Regions from separate parts of the Mus musculus genome. Here all the other regions are linked to region 1. A link is a loop called in an ENCODE intact Hi-C map of the cell type or tissue named here. Cell type or tissue: left cerebral cortex. All regions are shown on one strand. Region 1 holds the start of Cmya5 (cardiomyopathy associated 5). Region 2 has its middle 45 kb from the start of Gm41020. Region 3 has its middle 5.4 kb from the start of Gm41019. Region 4 overlaps Cmya5 (cardiomyopathy associated 5). Region 5 holds the start of Homer1 (homer scaffolding protein 1).

What was found. A loop is a pair of places that touch in the nucleus more often than their neighbours do. Peaks named below come from ENCODE experiments on the same cell type or tissue, not always from the same donor. Only the 100,000 strongest peaks of a DNase experiment are listed, where the experiment ranks them.
Region 2: a loop joins it to region 1, with 2.0 times the contacts of the local background. A loop is called at or near these places in 7 of 42 quality-filtered maps.
Region 3: a loop joins it to region 1, with 2.1 times the contacts of the local background. A loop is called at or near these places in 4 of 42 quality-filtered maps.
Region 4: a loop joins it to region 1, with 2.1 times the contacts of the local background. A loop is called at or near these places in 4 of 42 quality-filtered maps.
Region 5: it touches region 1 in a loop (8-fold over the local background); 3 of 42 quality-filtered maps call a loop at or near these places.

The regions. Positions count from the first base shown.
Region 1 is chr13:93,142,214-93,147,213 of GRCm38, reverse strand. Cmya5 (cardiomyopathy associated 5) reads left to right here and starts at 2,490. Exons shown (of 13, transcript NM_023821.3): 1 at 2,490-2,856. The coding sequence starts at 2,708. It overlaps Tent2 (terminal nucleotidyltransferase 2), which reads left to right. Exons shown (of 15, transcript NM_133905.3): 15 at 1-1,359. In left cerebral cortex, a CTCF peak has its summit at 2,395 (motif pointing right); DNase peaks (open chromatin) are centred at 2,518 and 3,128; H3K4me3 peaks cover 1,254 bases; H3K27ac peaks cover 2,030 bases.
Region 2 is chr13:93,241,018-93,246,017 of GRCm38, reverse strand. No RefSeq gene overlaps it. Among named protein-coding and RNA genes, the nearest start is that of Gm41020, 45 kb to the right of the region's middle. In left cerebral cortex, a CTCF peak has its summit at 2,633 (motif pointing right); DNase peaks (open chromatin) are centred at 2,659 and 4,663.
Region 3 is chr13:92,997,959-93,002,958 of GRCm38, reverse strand. No RefSeq gene overlaps it. Among named protein-coding and RNA genes, the nearest start is that of Gm41019, 5.4 kb to the left of the region's middle. In left cerebral cortex, a CTCF peak has its summit at 3,092; DNase peaks (open chromatin) are centred at 405, 1,470, 2,134 and 2,906; H3K27ac peaks cover 4,569 bases.
Region 4 is chr13:93,067,394-93,072,393 of GRCm38, reverse strand. Cmya5 (cardiomyopathy associated 5) reads left to right here. Exons shown (of 13, transcript NM_023821.3): 7 at 2,966-3,115. It overlaps Gm31745 (a long non-coding RNA gene), which reads right to left. Exons shown (of 4, transcript XR_382755.4): 4 at 2,870-3,702. Among named protein-coding and RNA genes, the nearest start is that of Gm4814, 3.4 kb to the left of the region's middle. In left cerebral cortex, a CTCF peak has its summit at 2,688; DNase peaks (open chromatin) are centred at 2,753 and 3,820.
Region 5 is chr13:93,301,817-93,306,816 of GRCm38, reverse strand. It overlaps Homer1 (homer scaffolding protein 1), which reads right to left and starts at 3,060. Exons shown (of 10, transcript NM_147176.4): 1 at 1,515-3,060. The coding sequence starts at 1,519. In left cerebral cortex, CTCF peaks have their summits at 2,936 and 3,438; DNase peaks (open chromatin) are centred at 1,647, 1,973, 2,405, 3,180 and 2 more places; H3K4me3 peaks cover 4,098 bases; H3K27ac peaks cover 3,898 bases.

The DNA of each region.
Region 1 (5,000 bases):
GCAGCAGTCTAGCTCAGTTCTAGTCAAGTAAAGATTCAAGTCAGCTATTCAGTTACTTGAAGCAAATGAAATCTTTGATTCAGTGCGATCACTGTGGCGTCTTGAAATACTGGACAGTTGCCTTCAGTCTTCACTCGACTCCCTGGGACACTGTCTGAGGGGTGGCTGTACTGTTTATAGCACTTCACAACTGACTTTGATAGACTCTGGAGGTTGCTTTAGATTTTGTGTTGAAACAATACATTTTGCACTGTTGTAACAGGAACACTAACAACAGTTAGTGACTTGTTTATGGACTATTTGAAAGTCTCTGACTTAAATATTTTGGAAAAAATGGAGTTTCTTCTGCTTTCTGATAGCACAGTGAACCTGTGCACTGTGGCTTCGCCTGTTTTCCTGGTTTTATTTTCCTCATGATAGGAAACAGCAGAAAACGGAAACATCAACGTTGAGATTATATCCTACTTGTAGAATCAGATTTCCGTGGATTATAATCTAAACTGGAATTTTTAGGCAGTAAGCCACTACAAAGTGTTTTAGATAAGACAATAAAGTTATAAATAAAAGTTTAATGTTTATACAAAAATCTTTTTTAGTATTTCTCTTCCACATGAAAGTAGTAGTTCAGATGCAAGCTAAGCTGTTTAATAAGATTGTTTTTAGTTTATGTAAATACTTGTAAATTGGTCAGTACCTGTATTGTACATTTAAATATAAAAAGTAATCTTGAAGGCAGTTTTAACTTTTTCAAAGATTGCAAACTTCTTGTAGGCCTACAGTGGTACAATTTGTACCACTAAACTATTTTTTGCAGACCAATTAAAAAACTAAAACTTTCACTTTGTTTGACTTACAAAGGGTGCATATTTTCTTTTTTCTTTTTAAGTTTAAATTTTTGTATGCTGTCAAATGGAATAAAGTTTATATCTGGACATTGTTGAGGTGTTATTTTTCTGTGCAGTTGTTTTTGTGATATTAAGGCTGTAATTATCTTAACTGATCGGAACCTAATCGTGCTTGATTATTGAATGCGAAGAGTGTCTGGGACGAAGCTCATCTGGAGCCTGTGAACCACATTACTTCTGTGTTATAATTAGGATTAGAGCTTTCTCTATGGGTCAGTTTTTTAGAATACTGATCTGTAGTACTTTTGATGCAGTTTAAAAAAATTTACATATGATTTTTTTTCTTGGAAACATTTCTAAGATTTATCCCACATTGTGCAGCGCTTTCTCAGAGTGTATTGAGTATAACAGTTCAGTGTGACCTCAGGTAATGTTTGTCAATCATAGTCCCTTGGGGACGGGTGTTCTACTCTGCAGCACTATGGCATTTAATAAAGCCTCAGACTTTGCCGTAGTGTGGACTCTTGCATTGCCACCATGTTGTTTTCAGTGGTTCCACTCTCCTAGTCAGACTATTTGTTGTAACAAATAGACAAAAGGCTTAAGAAATCTGCATACTGGAATCCATGAGCCAGCACTTAAGATCATATACTCAGGGCAGTCCAGCTGTATCAGCTAAAGGTGTTTGGTTTTTTACAATTTCTTTTCAGTGCTAGGGATTAAACACAGCCGGTGTCTGCTACGCAAGTGCTCCACCCATTGAGCATTTCCCCAGCTGGAGACTTAAAATCTTTTCAATTTCAAGTGAATACTACATTTTTTGTTTGGATGTGCTGTTAAAATATTGTTAGTATTAGACGTGTGGACTCTAAATAATTCTAAATTTTGAGTTAGTTTGAAATAGGGTCTTGGCAAAATCAGTGGTAAAAGAGGATGCCTATCTATACCTCTCTGTCCTCAGACCCGATGTACAGCACACAAGCTGATGTAACTGGAGAATAATACCCTTAGTTTCCATCTCATTTAACAATTGTAAGAATCTGCGATGATTAAAATAAAGGTTTGGAGATCTAGCCGTCTTTCTAACCGTTGTACTAAACAGGTCTAGGCCTTTTCAGAAACATTATCTTACAAACAGAAACAATCATATTCAAAAGACTGCTTTGAGTTCCTGGAGAGGAGCAGGAGTTCAAACATGGAGATTTCAGAGAAAGGTGGTGATCTTGAATAAGTGAACAGGTGGGCCTCTCAGGCAGAAAGAATTCACTTGATACTGTGTAAATACCTGATTTCTAAAAGTGGATTAGTCAGGATTTGATCTCTATGAGGATCTTGGGCTTTCGTCCTAGAGCAGTGGTTGACAGGTTAAGCACTGGCTTTACTTGATCCAATGAGATCTTAGTCCCCTAGGGCGCTAGTTTGTTTCCATTGTCACAGTAAGAGCAGTGGGGCCTTAAGCTAGCTACAAACCATAACGTTATCTTCTCTGGATGCTGCCTCATTTGGCACGAAGCACCCGCAGCTCAGCTAGAAGTGTAAGAACCACCAGGCCACTAGATGGAAGGCTGGGCTGGTGGGTCCTTTTGACGCTCAACACTGCTTTCTGCCCTGGCCACAAAGGCCGCTGAAGATCTGCCAAAACGGGCGGGGAAGTTGGCAGGGACTGGAACCAGAGGAAGCTGAGCCAGGGCCGCAGAAGCTCCGTGGCGAAACTTTCTTGACGCCTTCTATTTAAAGGCTTGGGGCGACCCCGCCCCGCGCGCCGGGAACCCAAGCAGCCCCGCGGGCCCTGGCAAAGTGCAGTCAGACGGAGAACACCGGGCGAGGCGTGGGCAGCTCCGACTCCGGCCAGGACAGGCGCGATGGAGAGCGGCGACAGCGGACTCGCAGCCCAGGGCTTCCTAGGATGGGGTGCAGACGAGGAGGTGGCCCAGGAGCTGGAGACGGAGGAGGAGTCGGAGGGCGAGGGGGAGGAGACGGCGGCCGAGTCGGAGGAGGAGCCCGACGCCAGGTAGCCTGAGCGGGAACCGCCCGGACCTAACAAAGCTGTCCACTCCACAGGTGTCCCGCCGGGCCAGTGGCCACCCCCCCCCCCCCAACCTTTTCCTTTCCCTTTCCAACCTCAGAAGTTCATTTCCCCGGAGCCAAGCACACTGTCTGGGACGCGCCGCCTTCTTTAAAAACTTGAAGGTGCAAGGTGCTTGCTGTCAGCAGGAGTGACAGGTCCGCCTGCAGCAAAGTTCACAGTCGGCCCCCACCCCCTCCCCCACCCCCGCCTCCCAGCTCCTTGTGACTTGCTCGTTTATTCTTGGAGACTTACTTGGGGTTCTGCCTAACCGCAAAACTGTGCTGGAATACTTGCCTCTGGCTCCCCGCCCTGGATCAATCTTGCCTGCCTGAGCTTGGGGAAGGGTCTGGAGTCAGAAGGCTCTGTCCATTACCTTCAAAGGTATGGCAGCCTCCTAGAGTTCTAGCGCTGGGCTAGTTTGCTGTATGGAAGCTATTTTGGTGCAAACATCCCATACACTCCTTAGAGGGAAGAATCATGAAGGCCAGGTGTGGCTGGCCTGCCCTTGTGATTCCAATAATAGAAAGGCAGAAGCAGGAAGACTGATTTCCAGGCCAGCTGGGCTCTCCTGGGTGATGTTTTAGCAACGTCTGTCCTAAAAGTCGTTCTGGTCCTAAATATCTATCAATAAGGCGAATGAGATTAAGTAATACTATATACATACATACGTGTGTGTGTGTGTGTGTGTGTGTGTGTGTGTGTGCACGCATTAAGGCTTTCTACTTTGTCTCTACTTTGTCCCTTTTCATCCAGCCCTAAAATGACAATAGTAGTATGGATGTTTTGTTTAATCGTAAGCATGTCATCAATGGTATCTCTTCCTGGGTGGTCCTATCAAAAGGCTTTGGGGGTGGCAAGTGATGGTTTATCATTTCAGAATGCCCAACCAAGACCAGAATTGTTCAAGTTGGAGTAGCCCAAGAGTGGCATTGAAGGCTGGGGAGATGGCTCCGCTGGTAAGGTGCTTGCCTTGTGAGCTCAAGGACTGGAGCTTAATCCCCAGTTCCTATGGTCAATACCTGCAGTACTGGCGGAAAGCCCAGCACTGTGGCTTGTGCTTGTTATCTCTGTTAGGGAGATGGAGACAGAATCCCTGAGGCTCACTGTGCTGTCAGTGAGTTCCAGGCTGGTGGTGATGGCTTTTTCTTTTTAAGGTAAACTGTACATGAGGGATTGGTCTCCACATGCGTATACATGTAGTCCCGTGTACATGTATAGGGTACCGCCAATTGCAGAAAACCATCAGCTGGAAATCTTGAAGCAACTACCAAGAAGGAAACACACTCTACCCTCAAAAACTTTGCAGGAAACGATAGAAATTATGAGTATTATGACTATATGCTGAGGAGGACTTTATGCTATATAAACACTGTACTGTGGAAGGTCAGAATGAGGGCAGAAGGTCTAGAATCAGCGAGCACTGGCTCCAGACTGGATATCAGAGGATGGGCAGGAGATGCACGAAGGAAGGGCAGAGGGGAAGGTGCCCATGGGAAATGGGAGAGGGAGGAGGAGGAGGACCAGCAACCCAGGCATGCAGAGAAGAGGTTCTCACAGTGACATGTGGGACACCCATATCCCTGCTCAGCCACTATTTCCCAGAATAACGAGCTCATCTACACTACAACTGGGTCACCTGACAGTTTCAAGCACCACTTCTGAGTTGTCCCTTGCCAAACAAAAGCTAAGACCTTCTAGTGAGGATTTATCTGTGGTAATCTCAGCCTGTTCTGACCATAGGCAGAAAAGTAACCACGGCAAGGAAACGTGTCAGAATAAGCTGAGGGGAAATGGTAGGAGGTGATGGAGACCTGTTTGAGCTAGAGGGTGAGTGACTCAATAGGACTTGAGGGCACTGACAACAGGCAGATAGCAAAGTTGGATGTCAGAAGAGAGTCTATGAAGAGGCAGCACAAAGACAGCATGGACCATGGTGGGGTGCTAGGAAGGCAGTGGTAGCTCTAATTAGATGTAGCTCTCACTCCTCAGTGCGATCAGGAATCAAACCACTTCATTGTGTGTGAGATTATAAACACAGCCCAAAGTTCCATGTTCCTCTGCGAAGGGGAGTAAGAATTTGGAACAGG
Region 2 (5,000 bases), 99 kb before region 1:
CCAATTAGAGTGCTTTTGAATAAATGGTACTGGGGAAATTGGATACGGGTGCACAGAATGAAAGGAAGTGTTCTGTCTCACAGGTGCTACAAAGTTAACTCAAGATGGATTATCAGTTCAAAGCCAAAACTTGAAACAATGAAACTACCCAAGGTAAACAAAGCAGAACCACTTCAGAACACTGCAGAGGGACAAGACTCCCAAAGCTACTACGAAACAAAAGCAAAAGTATAAAGTGAAGCCCACCAACCCAAATCTCACAACACAAGAGATAATCAGAGACAACACGGTAGACAGAAATGCCTCCGGCTGCGTTCTTTATATTCTGGATGGGGTTGGTGTTCAGAATATAAAGGTAATGGCAAAAATAAATAGTGAATACCCACAAAACAACCCATTAAATGACAGACAATAGACTTAGTAGTGATCTCTCGGGGGAGCACATATATTTGATGAGTATGTATATGGAAAAGAACTCACCATCACTAGTACCTGGGGAGACACCACTTTAAGCCATAATGAGATGTTACCACTAGTAAGAATAGCTATTATCAAAAAGATAAAAAATAACAAGTTCCAGGAAGGATGTGAAAAAAGAACCATTCCACTTCTGGTAAACCTGTGTGTTAATATCGCCACTGTGGGAAAACTATAAAAGTTCCTCAAAAAATTACAAATAAAAGAAATACATAGGGGTCTGGAGAGGTAGCCCAGCAGTTAAGAGCACTTACTGTTTTTCCAGAGGACCTGGGTTCTGTTCCCAGCACCCACAAGACAGCCCACTATCATACATAACTCTCATTCCACCTTCTTCTAGCCTCTGTAAGCACCAGGTCCACATATGGTACATATACGTATATGCAGGAGAGTACACACACACACACACACACACACACACACACACACACACACACACACACAACTAAATAAGACATAGCAAATGCTCGAGCAATGCTCTAGCTGGACACGCATCTGACAGACGTGACTCAATACACTAAGGACACATCTGTGTAGTCTTTTTTACTGTACGGTCATCACAATGGCCAGGAAATGGAAACAACCAAAGTGTTTGTCAGCTGATGATATAGAAAATGTGGTTCTGTGGACTAGTCTCTGAAGAAAAGATCGAATCTTGTCATCGTCAATGAGGTTAGAGATCATTATGTGCAGTGAAATACAGCAAGCACACAAAGACTAATACTACATTACATCATTTTACCTATATGTGAATAAAAAAGGTTGACCACAGGCTGGGGAAATAGTTCAGTCTACCAAGAGCCCGACTTGGAAGTTGAGAACCTGAGCTTGATTCCCAGAACCCTGGTGAAAGCAGTGAAAGGTGGGGTTGGTGGCATGCCCCTGTAATCTGAGCCTTGGGTGGACTGAGACAGGTGAGTCCCTGAAGCTGAATGGCTGGCCATCTTAACTGCTTCCCCTTACTGAGAAACCTTGTCTCAAAAAAAAAAAAAAAAAAAAAAAAAAAAAAAAAAAAAAGAGGTAGAGAGCAACTAAAGAAAGCAATAACATCTGATGTTGACCTTAGCCATCTACACCCCTCTTCCCCCCACACACCATACACACATACCACACACACACACACCATACACACACACAAAATACACACACACATCACACACTACACACACACCATACACACACACATCACACACTACACACACACACATCACACACATACCATATACAGACCACACACACACATACCATACACACACACACTACACACACAACACACATCACATACACACCATACATACACACACACACATCACACACATACCATACATACACCACACACACACATACCATACACACATATACCACACACATCACACATCACACATCACATACCACACACACATACCACACTCACACCACACATACACCCACATACCTCACAGACTGACAAGAATGGAATGGTGATTGCTAGAGATGAGAGGGGAGAAGGGAGATGATGAAACTCGGTCAGTAGGTACCAAGGTATAACTAGAGTAAGAAGTACTGGTGTGCTGTTGTAGTAGGGTTACTGTAGAAAGAAAATATTGCTGCATACTTCAAAAAGGTATAAGAAATGATTTCTGAGTGTTTTACTATAAAATTGTAAATATTTGAGGAGTCATGTTTAAGTTGAGCTAAACATTTTACAATATATACATATATTGAAACATCACAGAGTTCCCCATAATGCATACAACGTGTATGGTTTCATGTACCAGTATGTACTTATATGGTTTTATATTTTATTAACAATAAATTTGCCTTAGAAAAGGAGAGTAAAGGGTGTATTGCAGTGGTAGAGCTCTGCCAAGAATATGCAAGGAAATGCGCCACATAGTACAAAACACCAGTTTGATCCCCAGTATCACACAAAAAAAGTATTTACAAAAAAGTTAATGCAAAATAATAACTGTATTACTAAAAAACACAATTATTCAAAACATACTTATGTGAAACAGAAACTTTTAGTTTAAACGTATTTTTAAGAACAACTATAACTTCAAAATATCTTTGGTTTTTATATTGTTTAATTTTAATTGTTAAATGTATTTATAGCTCAGGGAAATTTTTGAGTCAGTAACCACCATTCTAAAGCTTGCTTCTCTAATTGCAGTGCTAGAGGCCACCACAAGGGGGCATGCAAAACTGTTGTTTCCAGGAGTGCTTCTGAAGTCACTGAATCAGACTGTTGTCAGAGCTCAAATGACCCAAAGGTCATCAAACCCACACTTTTGAACATGAAACTGAAACTCAGAAAGAAACCTAGTTTGTCTGGTATCACATGGCTATCCATAAATAGGGACAGAGCAGGCACTGAACGTACAGCTCAGTGGTAGAATATAGGAGCTCTGGGCTCAGTATACACACACACACACACACACACACACACAATACCGCACTGTAAACAGAGATATCCTTGATGTCATTTGGTTTCTCTTGTCTAGCACCAATTCAGTTCCTCTTCAACAGCATCCCTTGGCAAACGTCTGCCATCTTTGATAAATATCTATCCTTCCAGCCCATAGAAGCCAAGAAACCTGGGGGAAGTTTCTTGAATGCCTTCCTGGAATAATAGATAATAAGTAACATTCTAGAGCCCAAAATAGCGTGTGCTCTTCCCACTGAATCAGTTTCAGCAAGGAAACCATCATTGTCACCATCGAATGCACACTCTGAGGGCACTGTAGCTTCTGTCTCTTTGCTTCAGGAGCTCCTTTCGATCACTGTTACTATTTGTCTATCTATGGTAGATAAGCAAACCCTGTGTGTATTGATGTTGAACAGTTTACTTTGACTCACTGTAGAAAGGATGGTCTAGGAGATGTGGAATATGCAATGTCTCATCAATTAAATTTTTTTTGTAGCTGGAACATTTAGAAATCTCACTAATCTTCAAATATACAATTTATTATGAACTGTAGCTACCATCATGTAGAACAGCTCTCCTACTTATTCCTTCTAACTGAAAAATCTATCTTGATTTACTAAATCTCCCCACTTAGGTTTTTACTCTAGGACTTGTCCATACACACAGCAAGACCCATGCATAGAATTGTTTTATAGCAGTGTTGTTCATAAAGAGACAACTGAACAGTTTAAGTGTTCACCATCAGTTGAGCGGGTACCTAAACGTGGTCTACTCACAGTGCTAAATACTATGGAGTAGCAAAGCTGAATGAATTATACTTTAGTGTATCAACGGTTGAAGAACTAACACCGTGAACAAGTTACACATAATCCCACATACATACACTGCAAGCCAGGCAGAACGGGGTAACAAATGCATAGTGGTACACATAAATAATTTTAAAAATTAGAAGTAAGGAATGATTAAACAAGTTTTAATGTCTTAGTTACCCAGAAAAGAAGGAAAGGGGCATCAAGCATAAAAGAAACGTTGAAGATACTGACAGTATTACTTTATAATTCTTAAGATGCATCGTAGAGACTTTTAAATTTTTAATTTTATGTTCTTGTTTTAATGCCACACACACTCCCATTGGACTACAAGAAAGCTACGAATGGCAGGCAAAAATTTAGAAGGTAGTGGAGCTGGAAAGAGGAGCGTCCTCTTGTGCCACCACCCCCCTTCAATATTTCCCATGTTTAGGCTTGCAAGCTTAATTCAGTTCTGAGGACAGATGGCAGGGGAGCGAGGCTTGGGGACCATCTTTGAATCAAACGAGAGTGTAACCTTTTGATTGTCAATGGTACTGGGCTGGCAGATATCTGAGCAGAGGCAGCAGAGCTGGGGGCTTTTCCAGAGAGTTTATATCAGAGCAGAGAAGGACCCGTTAAGGGTCTGAAAGCAAAGCAACTAGAAAGAGCAGAGTCGCTTTCCTTCACCCCTGATGGAGTCAAACTCATTTATTGAACCAGTTACATGCGGTTAGCCAGAAAAGCTTTGGCCGTGGTCCTTTTTGGAGTGCAAATTTGCAAAACTTCTTTATAACTGCCATGTCTATTTCATTCCTGGAATTATAGGAGAGAATGAAAAGCTCTGCTAAGATTCAGGCCCCAGGAGAGCTCCCATACAGCCTCGTCTCCCCCCCAGCTGAGCTCTCTCCTCCCTCCTTCCCTCCTACCTCAGTCCTTCCTTCCTCCTCCTTTCTCTTCCAATTAGAAGCTAGCAATTCTTTTCCTAAACCAATTGGATGATTCACTTGCTCATCTCCAAAGTATAACGCTGGCATTCGTTAAGCAGAGATTGCACACTGTATTACTGGAATAATACATGCATTGAAATGACACAAGACATCATGCTGGGGTACTGTTGAAGGGAGTAAGGGGCCTTGGCAGGGGTCTAAATACTTTTGGGTTTTAGGAGACTTTTGTTTTGTTTTTGTTTTTGTTGTTTTTTGTTTTTGCTTTGTTTTGTTTTGTTAAAAAGACTTCCTCATAAAATGAAGAACTGTTTGTTCCCCCAAGAGATGTGAAAGACATAAGATTGCAGATTTGAAATGCTGCTCTTATTGCCAGAAACA
Region 3 (5,000 bases), 140 kb after region 1:
TTATTACAAGTGACTGTGACCGAGGCTCCTTTCTTGGCCTGCCTCAGGTCCCTGCCACAGCCGTCACAATCTGATCTCTTTTGATCCTGTTGTAAGTCTAGGTAGCTGAAGCTTCCTGAAACAGTGAAATCTTTGTCTTAAAGTGGCTCCATTTCAATGCCATTCCTTTCTACCCTGGGACAAGTCCATCAATCACTCATAGATGTTTTGCAAGCAAAGGGCAAATGCATTTCTCAGAGGACCAGCCTCCACCCCAGTATCCCAAGCCAAGAGCAGGTCAGGAAAGGGCTTGGGGTCTAGCCAGCCCCCTTTTCCAACGCGGCCATCTGGGAAGTGAATGTGCTTGCCTTCTGTTCCCACTTGGGGGTGGACACACCACAAGATGCTGTGTCTCCTGCTTCTGGAACATGTGGGTTTCCTGCCAACCTACTGTCCTGTGAGGAGGAGGAGGAGGGAGGTTTTATAATTGAGGACTCTTTACTTGGAGCATCTAGCTGATTTATTTGCTTCAGTGTCTAAGATCCAGTAACCCTCCCCCCCAGCAACTGTGAAAGCTAAGAACTGAATTAGTATAGTGTGTGTGGACCAGTCCTTTATTTTGTAGCTACTTCTTGAGTAGTGGCCTCTACTATTGTCTCACAGAAGGGCTTAGCATGGACAAGGGAGGACTGGGGAATAGACTTGGCCGTGCCAGCATAATTCATCCACTTGGGATTAACTTCTGGCCATACCACTTTCCACCAGTGACTCTGTGAGTGAGTCTTGGTCGCTTGGTTTGAAAATACAATGCATTTCACAGAGTTGTTAGAATTAGAGCCAGCAAGATGGCTCTTATTGGTTAGAGGTGTTTGCTGCTTAAGACTGCTAACCTGAGTTCAATCCCCAAACACATGTAAAGATGGGAGAAGAAAATCAACTCTACAAACTTATCCTTTGACCTCTACACTCACACTGTGGTATGCATATGCCTCCCCCCACAATAACAACAGTAGCAACAATAATTATAAGTTAAATAAAGTTTATTTTACATTTTGTAGGTTGAACTTAGGGCTGTGTGCATGCTCTAGTTTATTGTACATCTAAGTGATATAAAATAAAGCTTAAAAAAATCTAAGGTGTTAGACAATATGATAAAAATCAAGTAGATTCTTGGTATTAGCTGCTATGATTTGTGTCAAATTAAGAGACAACAGTGGAGGGGTGTGGAGACATGGCCAGGGAGGTTTTGACCGACCAAGGTTGACTTCACAACCACGCAGACCACTGTGTTTTCAGGAATGTTGTCCAATGGGTTGGATCACTCTAAGGAGCCATGGGCCACGAATCTCAGTTTCCTAAGAGCAAAGTTACTGCAAAGCAGGCAGTTCACCCAGGGGTGATGCACAGCTCACACGCCACCCACATCATTCTGCATTTTCAAGGGGGAGTTCTGAGTTGATTAAAGGTGCGTTCAGCATTCCTTCACGGAGAGATCTACAGGGCTTTGAAGGCCTCCTCCACCTCCTTTTCCCCTCTCCTCTCTCTCTCTTAGGACAGAGCACTTGTGTTTCTCTTCAGTGTCTCAACAGTGTCTTAGAGGACAACCTGCTCTAAGATAAATACACAAATGGAGAGGATAACTAAGTCTGGCAGTGTTTGAAACAAGGCTCTGGCCCATGACTCTCCCTCCATCCCTGACAGGCCCCTCATTTGTGGCCTGCGCAGAATCCACAGGCAGAAATCAGTAACAAACAGCCCTGGCACTGAACAGAGATGTGCATCCAAGCATGTTTATGAGCCGCAGGGAAATTTTCCCTGATAGAGCCTCAAGGGCTGGCCTATGGGTTGGTACAGCTGTCTAATAAAAGACCATCTTTGTAATCAGCGCTCAGTGGAAACGTACCATCTCATTTATAGAAACAGTGAAGCCACCTGCTATTTAAAGGGCCCTCCTCCTCTTCTTCCTCACCCCAGGGCTAAGTTTTCCAGCATACTCCCTCAGCCAGCTGTGTCTTGTCAAAATCCCGGTCAGTGCCCTGGGAAATATGATTCTGACCAACTACCCCATGAGCTATCGCTCTGCTTTTTATACTCTGCCTGGAGTCCAGGAGTAACGGTCTCATACACAAAAAATAGCTTCCATGAAAATGGTCAGCTAGGCAGGAACAAGATGTGCCTGGCGGACTAGGGGGTAATCAGGTCCCCTTCAGAATCACTGCTCGGTGATTCACTCCATGCTGTTCCCACACAGCTCCGGCTGAGTCAGGTTCTGACAGCTGAGAAGGCGGGAAGGGAGAGAGGAAGGGAAGAAAATGTCGCTGTAGAGGCAGGAGCCCAGCAGCTCAGAGTGGAAGGAGAGCTTTGGAAGATGCACAAAGCAGTAAAGAAACTGGGTATAGTGAACCCCAAACTCAAGCCAGCTTGGGGAACGAGTGCTGGTCAAGAACTCTCCGGTTAACTGTGAAAGGAGCCGCAGCCTCCCTGTTTTAACCTCTGAGTTATAAAAAGCTTTCTGCAAGCCATTAGCTCACCTTTTAAAAAGCCATCTCTACTGCTAATGGGGAAGATGGGACCTCTTGGTATCTTCAAGGGCAGCAACTGGAACATGAACCCTAGTTGGACCCTGGAGGGAAATCTCACTTGGCTATCATGCCCAGTCCCTCTCTGCTTGTCTTAAAAGCACAGTGCTGATCCAAGCTCGTTTCTCCTCGACTCATCTGCACCATGGGTCCTGGTTCATGTTTTATGAGCCTTTGTTAATGTTTAAGTGTGCCACACACTCCTATTTATCCTTCAAGTCTCAACGGGAAGCCCCGTCTACCGTCTCCCGTCTCCCGTCTCTGTGAAAGCGCCCTACCTCCTTCCTCACACCCACCTCCCCTCCTCCCTAGCTTCGCTATGTTTAAGGGATCTGTTGTCATGGCCTGCAGCAAGCAGATGGTCCAGGGAAGGCTTCCTTTATGAGTCTGCTTGTTAAGCTGAGCTCTAAAGCTTTTCCCTGTGACAAGATTCAACCCCAATTACTTGCAGATTCTTGAAAGCAAGAAAACAAGCCCTGCTTCACTGTCATACCCACCCCCGGCCACAACAAGGAAGAGAAGGAAGGCGACATAGATAAAAGGAATGTTTAATTTAGGCATGCTAATTTAATTGAGAAGGCTTAGTTTGTATCTGTTTCCCTTTGGCCTGTGGAGAAAGGGGCTTTCTGCAAGTTTGTTTGTTTGAAAATCACTCATAAACATATTTTATTCCATAGATAATACATTCCCTACATGTGCTATAGGGGAAAAGGAAGCTGTTACGATTTATGAAAGAAAACTTGTCAATAGCTAATAGATACCATGCCAGTCTTGTGGAAGTTGGACTCATGGATAAGGTCAAAACCAACCAAGAGATCAATGGTGTAGTCCACTCAATGTTAACCTGGTCTCTAGTTCGTTGGTTATGACACAAAGTTATCAACACCACTTTTACTTGGCCATGACCCACTTCTCGGGCCTATTGCTCTATGTCTGTGGGCTAGGGGACAGCTGCCTGGCCACTGGCCCTGGGAGCATTAGAAAATGGGCGGCCCAGGAAGGAGCCAGTGGGCTGTTATCTGAGGGATATCTGCTCCATCTGGCCTGAGCTTAGTGGAAATTTCCTAAGCCTTCCTCTTCTCCAGGCCTCCCACCAGTGTCTGCTGATCCAGTGGCCCCTCGTGTCCACCTGCCCGTGATATCAAGTCTAATTTAAGTGAAAGCCTACATGTTCCTTTGAAACACATAAGGCAACAGGTCTCTTTCCAACATGCAGGGATACCCGCTAGAAGGCTTGTTGTGTAGGAGAAACACTTTGTTTTTCAGGATTCCTTGCGTAGTGAGTGTGTCAGTCCTGGGTACCAACTGTGTTTACCAGCTGTGTGTGCAGACTTTCACCGCAGGCCCACCACAGGCAGCGTTGGCACATTTCCTTAGCATGCTCCCTCTGAAGTCCCAGGAGGCGAGACCTGTTCTTATTTCTTCTGTACACTCAGGATCCAGTGTAGAACCCAACGAAGGCTACCTTCTCCACAGGTGCTTTCCAGATCAATACCATGATTCTATTTCCAGGCTTCAGTTATGACAAGATAAAGCCTGGCTCACGGCCCCTTCGCTCCTACATAGGGATGAGCTCGTCAGATCTCCCCATGGTCCCAATAACTCATCTGTCACTCAACTTTGACCAAGTCAGAGCTTCTGCCCCAAAGCCACATCAGCTTCATTTAATTCACTTCCTCCTTGGTCCTTCATGTCTGTCTCCCCTTTTCCCCCATTTGCTTCCTCTCCTTGTTAAGGCAGATGATTAGCTTGTTTTGCTCAATCTCCGGGACACAGTTCTTTCAGTGATAAAACCAGAATGAACTGCTCATTCGATCGATGCCCTCTTCTTATCCAGAAATATTTGATGAACCATGGCATGAGCTTTGCATGCAGCCAGACCTTGGACAGACCTCGGGAGCAAGCTTCAACTTAGCATTCCTACATCTAATGATGAATGTGCAGTGGGCAAGCCACTTGTGGAGATCTGGGAAAGGTGTGCACCTCAACTGGAAGATGAGAGGGAGAAGAAGAGGGAGGGAGAAGGCAGAGGTAGGGGAACTGTGAGGGAAGAGAAGAGAAGAGAAGAGAAGAGAAGAGAAGAGAAGAGAAGAGAAGAGAAGAGAAGAGAAGAGAAGAGAGGAGAGGAGGGGAGGGGAGGGGAGGGGAGGGGAGGGGAGAGGAGGGGGAGAGGGGAGGGAAATAGAAGAGAGGGGAGGGAAGAGGAGAAGAGAGGAGGGGAGAAGAGAGGGGAGGGAAGGGAAGAGGAGAAGAGACGAGGGGGAAGGGAGAGGAGAGAGAAGAGAGGAGGGGAGAAGAGGGGGGAAGGGGAGGGGAGAGGAGAGGGGAGGGGAGGGGAGGGGGAGGGGAGGGAAATAGAAGAGAGGGGAGGGAAGAGGAGAGGAGAGGAGGGGAGAAGAGAGGGGAGGGAAGGGAAAAGGAGAAGAGACGAGGGGGAAGGGA
Region 4 (5,000 bases), 75 kb after region 1:
ATTACTCAGTATATATCTGTAGCATGAAGTATGTCCATAGTTTTGACAACTATTACCACCATATATACCCAGAATTTCATCTTGCAACACTGACTCTCTCTGTCCATGAAAACACTAACCCCCTCGTCTTCCAGATCCCAGAAATTGCCCCTCCCCCTCCTTTTTCTCTGAGTTTGATGCTCTGAAGAAGCGGAACCAGATAGTGCCTTTCTGTAGCTGTTTTATTCCACTTAGCATATTTTCCTCCCATGTTCACTCATGTTTGTGACACATGTCACAAGTTTGGTGTTTAAGACTTACTATATGCCTACACCATGAGTAGTTTCATCCATCCATTCATCCATCCATCCATCCATCCATCCATGGATAGAACTTGGGTTGTTTTCACCTCTTGGCTATTGAGACTGAGGCTGCTTTCCTCCTGACCTGTGTTTGGTTTTGGAGAAAGCATCTCACTGTATAACCCAAGTTGGAGTCGGATTCATGGTCCTTCTGCTTCAGCCTCCTGGGTGCTGGAACTGTAGATGCATGCTTCTATGACTGTACGTTTTGTGGAGTTTTTGAAAGCGAGGTTGAGTGGAATATATATTTGGCCCCAGGTAATGGAATCTCAGCTGATTACTGTGTAGCTCCCTGAGTGTGAAAATGTTCTATGGGTGCATCCTGCCAGTCAGGGGGGCTCCACAGCTTCCTCTTCCTGCACCCGAGCTTCTGGCAAAGAAGCCCCAAGATTCCATTTGTATTTTTTGACATCACACTTATTTAAGTTTACCCCTGTAAAAGTTTAAGCAGAGTTGCTAACATATAAGATCTAGGTCCCAGCATTCTGCCAAATATGAATTATAAATGTAGCCATGATTATTAGATTATGTCTATGTGATGTTCTTATTCCCCTTTGGAGCATGTTTAAGAGTAACAGTATCTCCTGTTTGAAGAAAAGGATATTTTAACTTTAACTCTTTGGATGGGAAACAAAATCACTTCTAGCCTGCATGTTATGCTTAGTTCCCTGCAGCGGCTCTACCTTAAAGTTAGGTGGTAGGTGGGGGGTTGACAATCAGTTTTTAAGTTTGTGAAGTTGTGCTAGAGAGAAAGGATATAGAACGATGTTGCCATTTTTTGCAAGGTTAGCTCCAGTCCTGTGTATAATTTATACTGGGAAGATCATTCACATTATTCATGCTCCAGGAAGCTCTCCATGCTGCTTCAAAGACTAATAATAGTTGAAGTGCTTTGTTTGGCTGTTCTATAGACCTGGGCCACACAACAATCTGCTGGATCCTCTCTGTGGACGAACACCTTCAGAGCAGTAGCTCTCAATCTGTGGGTTGTGACCCCTTGGGGCTGTCAGATATCCTGCATATCAGACATTTACATTGCAGTTCATCACAGTAGCAACATTACAGTTATGAAATAGGAACGGAATAATTTCATGGTTGGGTGTCACCACAACAGGAACTGTATTAAAGGCTGTAGCATTGAGAACCACTCTTAGGTTCTCTGTTAGAAGATACAGCTGTCAGTCTTCAGGGAAAGGCGGAGGCAGGCAGGAGGCAGGCAGGTGTCTGCTCAGTGTGTCCTGTCTCTATGGCCTCTATGACCTGCCTGCCAGGTACTCAGACTCCAGTTCAGCCTTCACGATTAGGAGTTCTTTGCTCTCTTCTCTACTGTTTGTTCCTCCTGCCACGGCTGTCTTGCCACCCCAGATGCTGCTTCTAGCGGACACAGTTCAAACACTCGATCTACATTATCTTGCTTCGTTTAACAAGCCTAGGACATAACCCTGAGGCTATGTGATGCAGAGAGGGGGAGGGGTGCCTCTCGTTTAGAAGCCAGCTTCTGTTCTGGCCTATGAACTTCACCATTCTCCTCGTTTGCTCCCGTTTTTTATAACTGCATCACTCCTCACTTCTTTATCTTTATTGAATCATTTCAATTGGTCTTTTTATTCCATTTTTCAAATTCATTTATTTTGTTTTTCATTTTTGACCTTATTGATGAACTAACTTTTTTTTTCTTTTCCCTGAGTGTCAACTTATAAATTCGGCCTACATTATTCCTGTATGCTTATCTCTCATGAACTTGTTGGATGGGGAAGACACACACACACACACACACACAAACACACAAATTTTAAAAGCATGATGTCTTTTTAACTATGAGAATAATCTTTTTCTCTGATGTGTAAAATATGTGCAATGATCTTGTTTAATAAGTGCAGGAAGATAATTGCATTTTATGCAGCACTAGTGTTCAATACACATGATTATAAGTTTCAAGAATCTCCAGTAAAACACTTGAGGATATTGTTGTCTTTAAAATTCAGAACCATGGATTACATCAGGCATCTACAATTTACATGGCATTTAATCAAGAGGTCACTTCTACTCTTTTCTATTTTTACATCTAATTAAAACAATTGTAGGACTATTATGTTAAAAAAAAGATGGATTGCAGCTTTAAACATTCTAGTCTAATATTTACTATGTTTCCTTCACTTGAAGATCCTATATCTGAAAAAGATTCACTGTTTTTTATTGTTATAAACTGTGCCAATATAGAACAGTATATCATTTTCTTATCTAAAAAGCATATCCAAAGCCAAGTTATTGCATAGTCAATTAGTCAGTGTAAGTTTATTTCTCTAAGTATAAAACTACAGAGTAGTTATGCAGTGACCCCAGCTGGGGGCGCACTTTTGTTCATTTCTATTTGTGTTGCTTATGCTCTTACAGAAATGCAGGGGAAACAATGGAGGGACGCGCACGCTCCTCACACTCCACTCTAATAGTGGCTGTATCAAAGGAATGGAGTTAGGCTGCAGGTTGCAGTGGGGAACCTTCCTACTTTTATCCCATAGATTTCTGTATTGTTGGTTTTTTTTTTTTAACAACACATTGAACATGTTTTAAACACAACAGTCAGTAAAATAGCATTAGTCATAGTGAATTGTGTTTCCTTCCAGTTCCACAGCCTCCCAGACTAGAACCCCAGGAACCAAGCTCTGCTACCAGCACAACAATTGCAGTGTACTGGAGCGTGAACAAGGAGGATGTTGTGGACTCATTCCAGGTATACTGTGTAGAGGAGCCTCAGGATGATCAAGAAATAAATGGTAAGATTGCTGCAGAGCTACAGATGCTGGCATATATTTCTGCATCTTACTGTAAATTAAGGTCCTATACACGTGACAATTGTATATAAAAATATATAAATTAAATTGTATATAAATAAATATATACACATTAAGATATTATACTTCCACAAAGCATTTTTTAGCCACTTACAGGAATGATAACAAAATCCTTCAACAACCACATACTACTATGTTAGAGGAAAGGAACAATCTGGAAATTGGTATCAGGGGAGAGCATTCAGATATCACAATGGTCAACACGAGCATTGATACTGAGATTCAGATTAGACTTTGAGGGCTCAAAATAACAGGAGCAAGTAAGCGATGCTCATCTTCATGAAGGCAGTGTCATCCGAACGTTTCAGAGAGATGGAGGTTTAACTGTGCTGAAGTCTGAGAGACAGTGTGGTGTGCTCTGCTCCGTAGAGGGGAGGTGAGCTGTACATAGGCCAGTGTCCTCCACAGTAAGTTTCATGCACACACAACACTGAGTATCAGGTTTGTAGATTCAGAGTTCGCAATCCTCAAGGTGTGGGTCTAGGTATGGTATAGCCATCCAGTGGCACCTAGTAATGGGAGATAGACGTGACACTGCTTAGCGTGGAGAACAGATGGCAGACCTCCCAAGCTAAACTTTTGTGCAGATCTCTCTGCTCAGAACTTCTGATGAGGCCTAAGAGCAGGCAGCTTGAGGTTGTATATCCTGATGAGTCAATCAGTGCGGGGAGTGCTGGCATTCGGTGTTGCTTGTTGAAGACAGACCCACATGCTTGGGAAATTAGATGAGCATGTGGCAGTATCAACAACCCATTGCAAAACGCAGGAGCCCAGTTATAATGAGGAAAAATATGGTAGAATATCTCACTGTTGCTAAGACTTAACAATTATTTTTTAAAGTTGATTATTTTTTTTTCTTAAAGACAGGGTCTCATGTATCCAAGACTGTCCTGCAATTCACTTTGTAGCTAAGGATGACCTTGAGGTTGTGGTCTTCCCAGGCCTATTGGCTAAGTGCTAGGATTCAAGGAGTCACTATACACCTGGTTAACATGGTCATGGGGACCAAACCCATGGTTCCTCCATTCTAGGCAAACGTTCCACCAACTGACCCACAAAATCTAAATCTTTTGAAATGTAAAGTTAATTTAGACAAAAGTTTCTGTGGAGGTAACTGTGGGCACAGTATAAAGTTGGTTAAATCCATCTCTAGAGACAAAAATGACCTGTTACCATATAACAGTGACGATGTATTATGTGACTCTGACAAAAGACCATACGCCAGATATTTCCTGGGGAGTTACAACACACACATATATCTACTTGGCCCATATAGGGAGCCATGACAGACCAAATTATAGATAACATCAAAACCGAACTTGGGGAACCAATGAGTTTTATTGGGTGACTTACAGGAATATGAAGGGTTATTCACAGGAGCAGGCATGACACAAAAACAGCTACATCATCAAAGCCTATCCCAGTGTGGGTGACAGATCACAGAGCTGGAAACCTGGAGCACACTTAACAGTCTGCAGTCAGCTCAACAGGTTAGAGAAGCCTTTCCAGATGGCTCAGTTGGTCTGAACCTCTTCCAGAGAGTTCAGCTGGTCTCTTTCTTCTAGGTGTCTGGGGTTTTGTCAGAGTCATCTATGTAGTATGTCTTTTCTGAGAGTGACTCTAAGCAGTCTTTGATGTTTATTCTTAGGGGAAGGGGGAAGGGTTAAGGGGAAGAGGGAAGGGAAAGAGGGAAGGGAGGAAGGGCCTAGTGAATCTAATGAGTTTCAGGGACTTCCTGAAGCTATTTGAATTGTTTACTTTTTATTGTAAGGAGCTTCCCTTCAGGATGGACTGTTTTAATTGTGAA
Region 5 (5,000 bases), 160 kb before region 1:
TCTTTGATGATGCTACTCCAGTCTGAAGAATGAAGCATTCTTGGTGAAAAACTGCCACTTGATTTTGTGTGTAGGTGAGAGTGCACGTGACACTCCAACGTGGCTTTAAAAAACCACATTTTAAACTGTGAGGCTGCATATAACCAAGGGAAGGCATACTTCAAGTGTTACCAATATTAATTTTTTAGTATTTTCTCATTTAAAAATTGGTGCAACTGACCAGAACATTTTCTAACACCTTCATTTCCTAGCTTAAGTACTTATACAGATTAGAAGAAAAAAAATCAACTGCTGACCATTAAATGAGGGGAGAGAGAAAAAAAATCATTTTTACAGGTTGGAAAACTCTTATGCTCCTTTTTTTACCGACGAGGGCACTGCCCGTAAAGGTTAAGTAATTTGCTGAGGGTCACTATGCTACTAATAGCAGAACCAGAAATAGAATAAGGTATTTTAATTACATTCTTAGCACTTATTATTTAAGTATTAAAATAATTATCTACTCATAATTAATTCCTGAGGAAGAACTGCTATGACACGTGTCTACATTTTCAAAGTTGTATAAGCTAACAGACTTCAAATTTTAATTGTCAGGACAAAAAGCAACTATTCAAGAACTTTATAAAATGTGTGTTCCTAAGCTATCACAATGAAATTTCAAAATCCATCATTGCCAACCTTGTTCCTCAACTACTTATTTATCGGTGTTAGTTGGACCGCAGAGAAAGCACTGACAATCCACTAAAGAAATGAATAGATCACCACTCCATAACACATGTTCCCAGCTTAACTAAAGAACTCCTAGCATTTTATTAAGCTGTAGTCTTTAGAATGAAAAGTTTGGAAATGCACTCTAGACCGGCTTTTGGCTATGCTGAAGATGTAAATCTGACACCGCTGGCACCAGCTAAAGGTCTGAGGCAAACAGAAAAAGTGAACAAGTCCCTTCAACCAACAGCTTTGTCTCTCCAGCACCCACACCGTGGACATCGAAACACTGCGATTTTCGTTTAATGCCCAATAAACCAAGCTGTACATTTGGTTTCGGATGTTCAAGGATAAAACAGAGGGCACTGCCAGGGCACCAACTTACAAAGGGTCAGTTTCAAGGACTGGAGTCTAACTACTCATTACAATTCTCTCTTTGTAACAGCTGATTATTTCTACAAAGTACTGGAAGAATGCAGCTCTTCTCTTTGAACAACACCGTCAACCAAACCTAAGATGGCAAAATTTTAGTAACCTATATAGCAGTTTGATCAATTAAGAGGTACAGGGTAGACTAGTGCACTGTCTTTATATATATATAATTAATAAAACTATAACTGAGTTACAAACATTACACATTCTAATTAGGACCTCTGGTGTCGCTCTACAATAATGCAAATAAAATCTCTAATTTAAAGTAGTACCCGTTTTGCAAGGGATCGGATTTAAAAATATGGTCACCACCACCGTTCAACTCCACACAAGCATAAGCAGATTTAAAGCTGTGATAAGCACAAAATCCTTACCCCATTTTGCCCAATGAAAACTTGCTCTGAAGTTTCTGCTCTTATGCTACAGAAATAACTTCCAAGGAATTTTCTCCGTCTGTTATTTTGCAGTTGCTTTTCCACCCCCGAGATCTTTTCCGGAGGCAACTCAACAAGGCAGACAATTCAGTTAGTTCTTGTCGGTAAAATGATTTCACTCGCGCTGACACCAAAATGTTCAAACATTTGGAATTTGAAAAGGTTGCGCGGAGAATATAGCACTTAACTATTCCACAAAATTAAGCGTACGTGTAGAAAAAACGCAAAAGCCAGCTTCAGCAAGTCTGATAAAAAATGAGTTCGCTGGTCATTTCGCTCACGTCTTCCACGACACTCAGGCAGCCAGGTTACTCGGCCTTTTTGGGCTAAGGCGGTGGGTTCAAATTTCACCACACCAGGTCCCTGGGGGTGGAGCGTGCAACCCAACGCGACGTGCACTTGAATAAAAATCCTACAGGCAGCAATGCTACTGCCTCCCTTACGTTTAAAAAAAAAAATTATATAGAAGAAATCTCGAAGTGCAAACCCCAGCCGCTCCCGATGTGCACGGCACACCACATTGGAATCTGTCCTTTGAATGTTCGTCCTCCTAAGACTCGGAGCAGAGAGGAGGTGGAGAGCAGGCAGAGAAGGCTGGGAAGGATCGATTCGTTTTCCCGAGGAGCAGCAGCGGAGCCATTTCCAGGCTGGCAGCTAGCTGGGGGCGCAGCCGCCGGGGAGCAGCGCAGGGGCCCGAGCCCACCTCCTTTGGCTTCCCGGCCCCCGCCGAGCACAATGGAGCCCCGCTCGCGGCCGCCCCCTCTTCCCGCCTCTCCTCGCAGCACCCGCGGCCTCGGGCTCCCGACGGCGGAGAATGAATGAATCAGAGAACCCAACCCCGCGCGGTCCCCTGCACCCAGCCCCCAAGCTCCCGGCGGCCGCGCGCTGAGGCGAGAGGCTGGCGGCTCGTCCGAGGCACGGCAGCCGCGGCTCGTGCCCCCACCCCGGCTCGTCTCTCCCGCTCCGCGCCGCCTCACATTCCCGGGGCTGCCGCTGCCTCCTTACACTCCCCTCAGCGGCTGACTCCGTCGGCCCGGGCGGCCTGGCGCCCGTCGCTGCCTCTGACTCCACGGAGCGGGCTCCGAACCGAGCGCAGCCGAGGGCGCCGCTTCCCGGTCCGCGCCGCCGGCGTGAGACGAGCACGGCAGCGGAGCAGGAGAGGGGGCGGGGCGGGGCGGGGCGGGGCGGAGAGCGCGGCCCTCCCGGCTCGAGGGGCGGAGCGCTGCCGCCGCCGCAGGCCGGCGGAGGAGGTGGGGCGCGGCGGAGGCGGGGCCCGGGCTCGGACCGGGGCGCTGAGGAACAACACCGGAGGGGATGAGCTGGCCGGTCCGTCGGTCCGTCCCTTTTTCCTTCCCCTCCCCTAGCGGCCGGCGGCGGACGGGCAGTGCGCTCGGCTCCTGCGCTGGCTCTGGGCCGCCACGGCCTCGTCCGCTCCGCACGCCGGGTGCTCGCGCTGTGTCTCCATCCTCCCCGCAGAAGGACCTTTAAATAGCAACGTCAGCGCGCTCCTCTCCGCACATACGTCACCCTCCGCTCACGTCAGCTTGTGCGGGGGATGATGTCACGCGGCCGGAAGTACTGCTAAATTAGGGAAAGAGCTGGGGGAGGCGGGCTGAGCGAGCTGCTCCGGGCCCACCTGCTCCCGGTTCTCTCGCTTCTCCTTAAAGGCCAAGGCGCCGGAGACAGTCTGAGGAGAGCTCGGAGAAGGAAGCGGCGGGAGGAGGTTTCCTTGGCACAAATGTGCCATATGCGAATGAATCACTCATAGCAACAGTGCCGAAGTGTCGCCGGTAAAGTCCTGTCTCCCTCTCCCACTGGGTTTGCAGCAGCATCCCCGGGCTGTTCACATCCCAACCTGCAGGGAATCGTGGGAGGGAGAGTGATCACTGCTGGTAGACTCGGGGAAAACCACCGTTAATTTTAGGAATCCTAAATACCATTCTGAACATAGTCAACTTTTAAGCTTTCTCCCCTCCTAAAGGCGTGCGTTTTAACTTAAAAAAAAAAAAAAAAAAAAAAAAAAAGAGTAGAGTTAGGAGCAAACCTCTTGTTACAAAGGATAGTAATTAAAGCAGAATGAGATTTCCAAATGTTCTAAATGTTGCAGTTCGCTGCATAGCCATGGTTCTGCAAGGCATAATGAGTCAAATTCATTAAAGTAAACTTAGTTCCCTCAGATAATTACCCTTCTACAGCATCGCAAGTGCCAACGAATCACCTTAGGTCTGACTTACCAAGGATATGAATTACAGTCTGGAAACAAAGTCCTACTTTATTAACACAAACATACGTTTGGGTTCCTGATTATTTTGAATCTTGTAAGCACAATAGCTCTCGAGTATATTTTCATTTTTTTTAATGTGGCAAGGATGACTAGCCGTCTATAAATTTATAGCTGCATATGTGAAATTGTGTTTTTAAAGTCATGAAGTTTTAAAATGGCCCTGTGTTGTTAAGGGCCTTTTATTGGTTAGACTCACAGAATGAGTTTTGCTTTTATTCCATTTAACTTGACAATTGTGGTTCAGAAATAGAAGTGCTGCACCCTGCTAAAGGCCATTAGTACTTCAGTTACTCCAAAGAGTCAGTGACCACATTTTACAAACTAAACTCATTTGACATGAAACATGAAACTCACTTCATTCAAAACCTGAAGTGACCCGAGAAATCCAGGACATGATATTATTACAAAATCATTAAATTGTCCTTAGAAGAATAGTACATCAATGCCAATGCAGTTCAAAAGAAAGTCAGCTAAAATTCTATAGATCATGCCAGGAGTGGTGGGTTTTGTTTTGCCTTGTTTGATTAAGATCTTGAACACCTGGGCTCTCTTCCCTAATCCCTCCTAAGCAATGCAGTTACAAGAATGTCCCTTGCTTGCCTGCTATATGTGGTTTTTAATACATGTTTTTAATGTTAACACATGATTTTTTTAATTAAGGAACAACAATTTTGCTTTTTTTTTCCATTGACATTTTCTTGCTTGAGTTTGGCAAAGTGTTAGGGCTAATTTATAACTAATCAGACTGCCTGATCATTTACCTGAACATTATAAAGTTATGATCTTGCTTTAAATTTGAAATATTAAAAAGACTGAGAGGAGTTTTTTTTTTCCTTTTTTTTCCCACATGTGTGTATGCATGTGTGTGTGCATGTGCTGGAACATGTGTACACGATAGAATGGAAATCAGGTTTAACGTGAGGAGTCTTCCTTGATTGCTGTCCACCTTATTGATGGATGGAGGGAGGGTCTCTCTCTCTCTCTCTCTCTCAACCAAACTCATCTTATCAGGAGGGCTAATCCAACTGACCAGCTTACTCTGGGCATCCAGTCTCTGGCTTCCTAGTACAGGAGATAGAGGTGGATGGCCACCCCACTCAGGGCTCACATCCAGTCTCTGCCTTCCCAGTGCAGGAGCTACA